2 separate regions of the Mus musculus genome follow, and region 1 is linked to region 2. A link is a contact called in ENCODE POLR2A ChIA-PET data. All regions are on one chromosome and are shown on one strand. Each heading gives the region's core, a stretch centred on a gene start or an enhancer-like site at or near the end of the contact. The rest is flanking DNA. Distances are from core to core; before and after follow the strand shown. Region 1 holds the start of Rab3il1 (RAB3A interacting protein (rabin3)-like 1). Region 2 holds the start of Fth1 (ferritin heavy polypeptide 1).

Evidence for each region. ChIA-PET counts read pairs that join two places held with the same protein, here RNA polymerase II (POLR2A).
Region 1: POLR2A ChIA-PET joins it to region 2 with 35 read pairs in embryonic stem cell. The contact joins the promoter of Rab3il1 here to the promoter of Fth1 in region 2. POLR2A ChIA-PET finds 5 or more read pairs at or near these places in 4 of 5 experiments (Patski and embryonic stem cell).

The regions. Positions count from the first base shown.
Region 1 is chr19:10,016,900-10,020,612 of GRCm38, reverse strand. It overlaps Rab3il1 (RAB3A interacting protein (rabin3)-like 1), which reads right to left and starts at 2,419. Exons shown (of 10, transcript NM_144538.3): 1 at 2,254-2,419. The coding sequence starts at 2,264.
Region 2 is chr19:9,981,354-9,985,633 of GRCm38, reverse strand. Fth1 (ferritin heavy polypeptide 1) reads right to left here and starts at 2,988. Exons shown (of 4, transcript NM_010239.2): 1 at 2,651-2,988; 2 at 1,307-1,453; 3 at 949-1,074; 4 at 523-853. The coding sequence starts at 2,764. The coding sequence ends at 692. Best1 (bestrophin 1) reads left to right here. Exons shown (of 12, transcript NM_011913.2): 12 at 212-462. The coding sequence ends at 248.

The sequences.
Region 1 (3,713 bases), core at 1,170-3,669, 36 kb before region 2:
GAATTCCAGGGGCTGGCGAGATGGCTTAGTGGTTAAGAGCACCCGACTGCTCTTCTGAAGGTCCAGAGTTCAAATCCCAGCAACCACATGGTGGCTCACAACCATCTGTAATGAGATCTGACTCCCTCTTCTGGAGTGTCTGAAGATAGCTACAGTGTACTTACATATAATAAATAAATAAATCTTTAAAAAAAAAAAAAAAAAGAATTCCAGGTCAGCCTAATCTATATGGTAAGAACCTGTGTCCAAAATAAAGCAAACCAAAATGACGCTAAGGTTGGTTACACAGCCCCGCTGCCCGAGTCCTTGCGCAGAGCACAAAGCTCTAGATTCCATTCTCAGCACTCCTAAGCCAGGCATTGTGGCACATGCCTGTCGTGCCAGTACTTGGGAGATGGAGAGAGGGACTCATCCTTGGCTAAATGGGGAGTTTGAGGCCAACCTAGGCTACATGAGACCCTGTACCCACTTCCCCTACTCCAAAAATCAGACTCGTGTTGCCATTAATTCAGAGTTCAAGGTTTACCCTCAGAAGGATCTCTACTCCTGGCTCCTACAGGGCCCAGTCACTTCTGCTTATCGCCATTTAGGACTCTGCCATAAACAAAACACCATAGCTCAGTTCAATTTACAGTAGGAAGCCAACCTCCAGAAACCCCAGAATGGCCGGGCTCCAAGCTTTCCTGGGCTAGGATACATACCTCCTAGGATATACCTCTTAGAGCTGACATGACCCGGAGCATGGTCCCTCTCACCTTCTGCAGGGAGTGGAGTGCTCCAAGGCCCCTAAGTCCCCAGAACATTCTAGACACTCAGACTCGGATCCCTATGTCCAAGGGCTGGGAAGACGGCTCAGTGGGTAAGAAGGCTCTCTGTGTAAGCCTGAGGACCCAAGTTCAGATCCCAGTGTGGTCATCATATGCACCAGCAAGCTCAGCACTGCGAGGGGACACAGCACCGTGAGAATCACTGGCATATACTCGCCACCAGCTTGGCTCAACAAGTTCCAGGTTCAGTGAGAGACCTGGGAATACAGAGAGAGACAGGACACCTGACATCTCCTCTGACCCTCCTCCTCCCCCAAAGTGCTCAAGCTGGCTCCAACCCAGAGAAGGGGGTGTTGTTACCCTGAGGGCCATACAGCAATTGTCTCGGTCCACCCAGCAGAAAGGCTCACAGCTTCCTTCAGACCAGGCTGCTCCTCAAACACACAGCCCCAGGCACATGCATTCCTCCAAGCACAATTGCCTCCACCAGAGGCAGGCACCAGGAACCCACCCAAAACACTTCCCAAGCCTAGCTAGCCTCCTTCCCTGGAGCAACTCTCCAAGAAACACAGGCTGACTTCTGCTCCCTCTAAAAGATCAAGCCAGCCCACACCCCACAGGAGCTCAGTTCTAGTGCCCTGGCCGTGTCGAAGCTGCATGGTTCCCCTAGCATTTCGACTCCAATCAGCTGGGGTCCGTGAGAGTAAATAGATCTCACCTGTTCCCCTCCCCAGGGCTCTCCTCCTTCCGCCTATCCTCTGCCTATCCTGAAACAGTCCTTAGCAGGAACAACCGCAAGACCTAGTCTTTGCAGTCCTGGAAGGAGGAGGCGTTTGTCTATTTAGACAAGAAAGAACATCAACCTATGTGAACAGGGAGCAAGGTCTCCTCCTATTAGACTGGCCAAGAACAGGAGTCAGCTTCAAGAACCGATGGCCCTAACAGATGGAAGTGAGGATGAGGGGTGGGAAAGGGGTTCACCCAGGACTCAGGGTCTGTGCCTATCTCCCTCCAGACTGTGGGAAGGTACCACCCACCTCACATCTTGAATCAGAAGGTTCTAGTCAACTAGCTAGGGATGGACCTTGGAGAGACACAGCTAGCTTTCTCAACTGCACTGCTTCTCCAGAGTTCATGGGTGTGCTCTCCTTTAAATACGTGCCCCAGATTTACTTTTGAGGTATGCATACTACTATGCACCACCCCCACTACCACTTCTCTCATGCACTCCACTGGAGCTAGGAGTTGGAGGGGGTCACCCTTCTCACCCTGGGGCAACTCAGATCGGTCCTGCCAAGGTCCTTTCAGCTCTCGGGCTGCAGTGTGTCCTCATGCTACAATGCACCTCGCTGCTGCAGGCAGGGCTGAGAGTACAGATTATCTCCCAAGTGGGGTGCAAACAACAGCAGTGAGCCCCTGTTCACCCATCCCAGGAGGCCAGCACGGCCCAGACGGAGCGCAGAGCCACCGGCGTGCAGGGACCTACCCGCTCCACATCCCAGCGTCTCCGCCGTAGCCGCGTCCTCGCGCGCCGCCAACTCTGCCGGGGGCCCCAGAGCTGCCCTGCCGCCTGTCAATCGCTCCACCGCCAGTCTGTCCCGCTGGCCGCCCTGGGTTTGCGGCTCCGCCCCACCGGAGCCCTTCCCCTGCCCTGGGCGGGTCACGTGTCTGAGAGGCGGGCCCCAGGCCACGTGCCCGGTCCCGCCCCTTTGCCGGCCCAGCCCTGTCCCTCTTGCTGCCTGGGGACAATGACCCGCCAGAGTGAACGGGACTGGTTCCATCATCTTGCATCCAGAGCTGGCCTCCGCCTTTCCCTATCACTTTCTGCCTTGCACTTTTGGTCCACCCTTGTTTGAGAACCTACAATGGCTCTCGGGGGTGGTCTCAGCTCTGTTTCTCGCTCAGATTGTCACTCAAAGTGGACAAACAGCTCCTGTACCCTCATTCAGACTTCTAGCCCTGTTACCGGTCTCTGGAGCTCTTAGATGGCATCAATCCCTGATTGACACTGGGCTTCTGGGAAGGGGGCGGGGCAGACCCTGAACAAGTTATCATTCGTTGAGCAGTTTAAGCTAAGAGAGCGCTACCTTGGCCCAATCTTACCAGCTCTACTTCCAGGTCCCTCCTCTTGCATCTCTGAATACTCTGTTCGTCCCTGCCTTTCAAGCCATCCTAAGCACAGGAGACGTCTCTGCCAACTTCGCTAGCACCTGTCTGTCCCAGGTACTTAAAAAAAGATTTGTAAAAAGCTTAGTCACCTGTCCCTCAGTTCCTATGCCCTCCTTTTATCCTGGCTCTAACCACTGACCTGAATGAAGTTCAGCCTCAGATCAGGATCCAATAAGTAGAGCCCATAGTCAACCTCTCCTTGAGTACTGCTAGACCAGCTCCCACAGGCAGCGTCTACAGTGCTCCCTGGGCTTGTAAGAACACATTTCACTCATCCATCTACACAACAGCCGCCCCTTCTGAACTGCTAAGGACCACGTGAAACGAAGAAATTCTCCAGGCTGGAACCCCAGCCTCCCTCTCTCCTTTCCCTTAGCCCCCTCTTCTCTGAGGGTGTTGGTCATGTACCACCTAGATTGGTCTCCAGCTTCTGGGCTGAACTAATACTTTCTCCTCAGCTCCCTCAGTGACTACGACCACACGCTTGGCTTATGGAATTCCAGTATGGTAAATGGTAGGAGAATGGGAGACCTGCTTTAAAGGACCTCTACTGCCAGAACCTTGACTTGCCTAGGACCCATCTTCACCAACTAATAGTGGCTCTTTTCAAAACAGAAAAGCCAGGGTGTGGTGGCACACACCTTTAATCCCAGCATTCTGGAGGCAAAGACAGGCAAGATCTCTGAGTTCAAGGCCAGCCTGCTCTACAATGTGAGTTCCAGGACAGCTAGGACTGTTACACAGAAAAACTCTGTCTCAAAAAGCCAAAAAAACAAA
Region 2 (4,280 bases), core at 1,739-4,238:
CACCTTGATCACACATCCTGAGTGTTAACTTCCCACTTCCATATTCCCAGTTTCATCTGTGTCCAGAACATCTTTTTCGTAAGTGGAAGGGCAACAATTTCCAGCTTGCTTCTAGTACTAGACATTAACATTTACAGACCATCCCAGTGTGTTTTAAACCTGCTTCCACCTTTGTCCTCAGTCAACTCATGCTATGAATACTCTCCCACAGGGATGAAGCTGGCACCAAACCTGTTCTCTATGAGTGATGCCTCACAGCCTGGCCCTGACTTGCAAGGATGCCCAGCAGGGCACTGACCCAGTCAAAGGCACACAAGCAGCGACACCCAGGAGTGTGTTCCCACGACAGTCTAGCATGTAACTCAGAACCAAGAGTACTTAATAGTCCTGCCTGAAAACACCTGTATTTTACGATCTTTCCCAAACTAAGGAGTTTAATAAACGTGAATATTCTTTTAGGTGTTTCAGTGTGATTAGTATAACTGGCGGTGAAGCAACTGGAAGCTGGAATGCTTATCCTCAATCACAAAGAAAAGAAGCTGGGTACCAAAATTCTTTATTTGAAGAAATGGTACAAATTAAAGAACTTAAGCAGATGTTTTGGTGCAACTTATAGAAAAGATGAAGGCAGCCTGACATGCATGCACTGCCTCAGTGACCAGTAAAGTCACGTGGCTTTGGGGAAGTCAGCTTAGCTCTCATCACCGTGTCCCAGGGTGTGCTTGTCAAAGAGATATTCTGCCATGCCAGCTTCAGGGGCACCCATCTTGCGTAAGTTGGTCACGTGGTCACCCAGTTCTTTAATGGATTTCACCTGTTCACTCAGATAATACGTCTCAATGAAGTCACATAACTAGGAAAGAGAACATGGGACAAAGTTACTGGTCAGCTCTCCCAAGTCCTGCGGCAAATCATCTCCTCCACTCATCCCACGTTTCCGATACTCACGTGGGGATCATTCTTGTCAGTAGCCAGTTTGTGCAGTTCCAGTAGTGACTGATTCACACTCTTTTCCAAGTGCAGTGCACACTCCATTGCATTCAGCCCGCTCTCCCAGTCATCACGGTCTGGTTTCTGAATGAAACATCGGGTCAAGTCATCTACCAATCAACCCAAGCCAGGAAACACCTCACACTGAGCCATCATGCTCTGGGCAAAGGATTGCCCTCAATTTCCTCTAAGCTTTCACCGCAGGATGCTCGACAACTGCCATTTGCCAACAACACAAGGACAGAAGCCTCAGTGCACCATCATTTCCTGAATAAAGTCTAACCGCTCATTTAGGGCACCCCTAGGATCTACTTACCTTTATATCCTGCAGGAAGATTCGGCCACCTCGCTGGTTCTGCAGCTTCATCAGTTTCTCGGCATGCTCCCTCTCCTCATGAGATTGGTGGAGAAAGTATTTGGCAAAGTTCTTCAGAGCCACATCATCTCGGTCAAAATAACAAGACTGAAAGTGGAAAGGGTACATGTTACTGATCTCCACTGCAAGGCACCGCAATGGCTGTATGCAAAGGCTGTGAGCCATCCTACTCGGCCTTTTAAAAGTTCAGTAAGGATGGGAAGGCAAACCTTGGGACTTGGCTTTATCAAGTGTTCTACGGCTCGGTATTAGTGCAGAGAAAAAAATTTAAGCCAAGCCCAAATCTACTTGTCTAAGAGGTAGGGTGCTAGAGTATCCTGCATTGGGAGGCCATTTTTCTCCTCCTTCACCAATCATGTAAAAAGTAGCTAACACAAGGTCACAAGGCTTCCAGCTCTACAAACAACCACTGATTTATAAAATTAATGCATCATGCCCTGTTAACAATTGAGGGCATTGCATTTTAGCACAAATATATTAGGAGAAGCTTTGATTTTCAGTTTTAAGCACTCAGTGTATTCATATTCCAGGAATGACAGCCACAGAAGTTGGACCTGTTTCAAAGTCCAGGCCTTCCCCAAACCTGTTTTTCAGAAACTATTACATGGAAAACTTCCTTGTCCAGCAATTGATAGCAGGCTTTTCCCAACAAGTATGTACCTACCACTTGTTAGTAAGCCACACTCATGCAAAATAAGAAAAATACAGTAACATGATGCCTTGTAAATGCAAGGTCGGGGTGACACTGATAACTACAGAAGGGGAGATTCCTAGCGATAAGTTTCAATGCAAGTGAGGCTCTGTGATAAGCAGAGAGGTGGAGGCGGCTGCTTTGAAGGGGACAAGAGTAAGCTCACAAGAGATAAGCCTCTTTACACCAGGCCCCAAGGCTGCCACTCGACACCATGACCAAGCAGACCCGCCATACTCCAGGAGGAACTGGAGCAGGATGCATAACCAAACAGAGAAGCTTGTAGGCCACGTGATCGGAGGGGACGAGCGTGCAGAAAATGCACCTAACTGCAGGGTTGATTGGCCAGGCTGACAGTCGTACTGCCCTAAGGCTTCAAAAAAAAGTGGTGTAATGACATGCCTGATCTATGCAGGAGCCACAAGGTGCTATGTGCTCAGACTTGCCACGGCAGGGCTGCCTGCCTTAGGAAAGAACCCCGAACAAACTCCATTTTCCAGAAGGGCGCTGGAAGGCGGGGAAGCCCGCAGCAGGCCACGCCCCGACCCACCCTCCGCCGGCTCCCCAAGTGGCCCTGAGGAGGCCGCACTCACCATAGACAGATAGACGTAGGAGGCATACAACTCCAGGTTGATCTGGCGGTTGATGGCAGCCTCCGCGTCCTGGTGGTAGTTCTGGCGCACTTGCGAGGGAGACGCGGTGGTCATGGTGGCGGCGGGGCGAGGCGCGGTGGCGACGCTGGAGCGGCGGAACGACGAAGTTGCAAAGGGCTCAGGCTCGAAGCGGCCGGCGGGGGTCGGAGGGGTCGAGCACCGGGTTCCGTTCAAGCACTGTTGAAGCAGGAAACCGCGGCGACTCTGGGCGAGAACGTCTGGCGCAGGAGGGGACAGCGGGCCGCACTTATAGCGGGATCCTGCGTCAGGCGAGCGCTGGCCAATCAGCGCAGCGGGCCGCGCCGCCCCGCCTCTTCCTGTGGGCGTGTTGCCCAAACCCGCAGGGCGCGGGCGGGGAGGAGCCTGTGTGAGTGTGAGGCGACGCAAGGGGCTCTGAGCTTCTGCAAGAGCGGTGCCTGGCAACAAGCGCGCTGTTTCTGTGGCCCGGGGCGGGCGTAGTTGGATCTAGCCGTACTGCAGAGGCATCTGGGTCCCAGATGGGCACAGAGGGTACCGATGAGGATGATTTTCAATTCTCACAGGATATCCCTAAACTCTAGGCAAAGTGCGTGTTGTTAGTCGTGACATACACCAGACAGCGACTTCGTCTTACAAATAGGAAAATGGAAGCGTGGCGCTGTAAATGGCGAACGACATATAAGTTGGACTGGGAAAGAGCGGCTTTCCCTCCTTCAGAATCTGTGGAGAGAAGCTCAGAGGAGGAGTAGGGGAACTATTGGCGAGGAGGTTAGGGTCTACCCTGTTCTTCTGACTCAAGCAACCCCGGCTTTTTGCTAAGGCAAACATGGCTCTGAGAACAGTTGAAAAAACAAAGGCTAAGAAGGCGCATTTCTCCTTAGAGCAGGACAACAGCCGTCTGTCTATAGGGCAATCCTGGGGCCAAACCATTTAGGTTTCTGAGAAAGCCCCTGGTGATGCTTGAAATTAAGAGACGTCTCTGGATTAGAAAAGTAAAGAAGTGACCTACGTGTGTCTGTTTCAAAATGGTCTCCTTTATCTTTCTCAGTAACCTTTGGGTTTGTCCTTGGAGTGAAGTTGATGCTTGCAGAATGGCAGGTGACAGGTGCAGGAAACTGCAGAGGGACAAGCCAACTGTGTCTATCTTGTAGCTGTGGCCCAGCTTCAAAATGGGTGCGAATTCTTGGATAGCAAGCAGAACTAGAGATTAGCCACTGCGTCTTGCTAGGCCCTGCCATCCACATCCACTTGTGCTCAGCCTTGTCTAGTCTTTAACACAGGTGGAGAACCAGCAGATGCTGTTCATATTCTCAAAACTGGAAGTTGGACTTCGATTTTGTTGTTATTGTTTTGAAGCAAGATTGACAAAGTTACTGGATCAGTAACCCAGACTGGCCAGGGACTCTCTGTGTAAGCCAGGCTGGTTCGTCAGAGAGCTGGGATTATAACCCTCTTCCCCCCTTTTAAGGTACGTCTACTGAAATACATTACTAGTACTTAGTCTTTTAAAACTACACGTTATATATGTTCTTTTCAGGAAAGATTTCAGTGGTAATCTAGCTGCAGGATGCTTCTGGATAAATATCCTGGA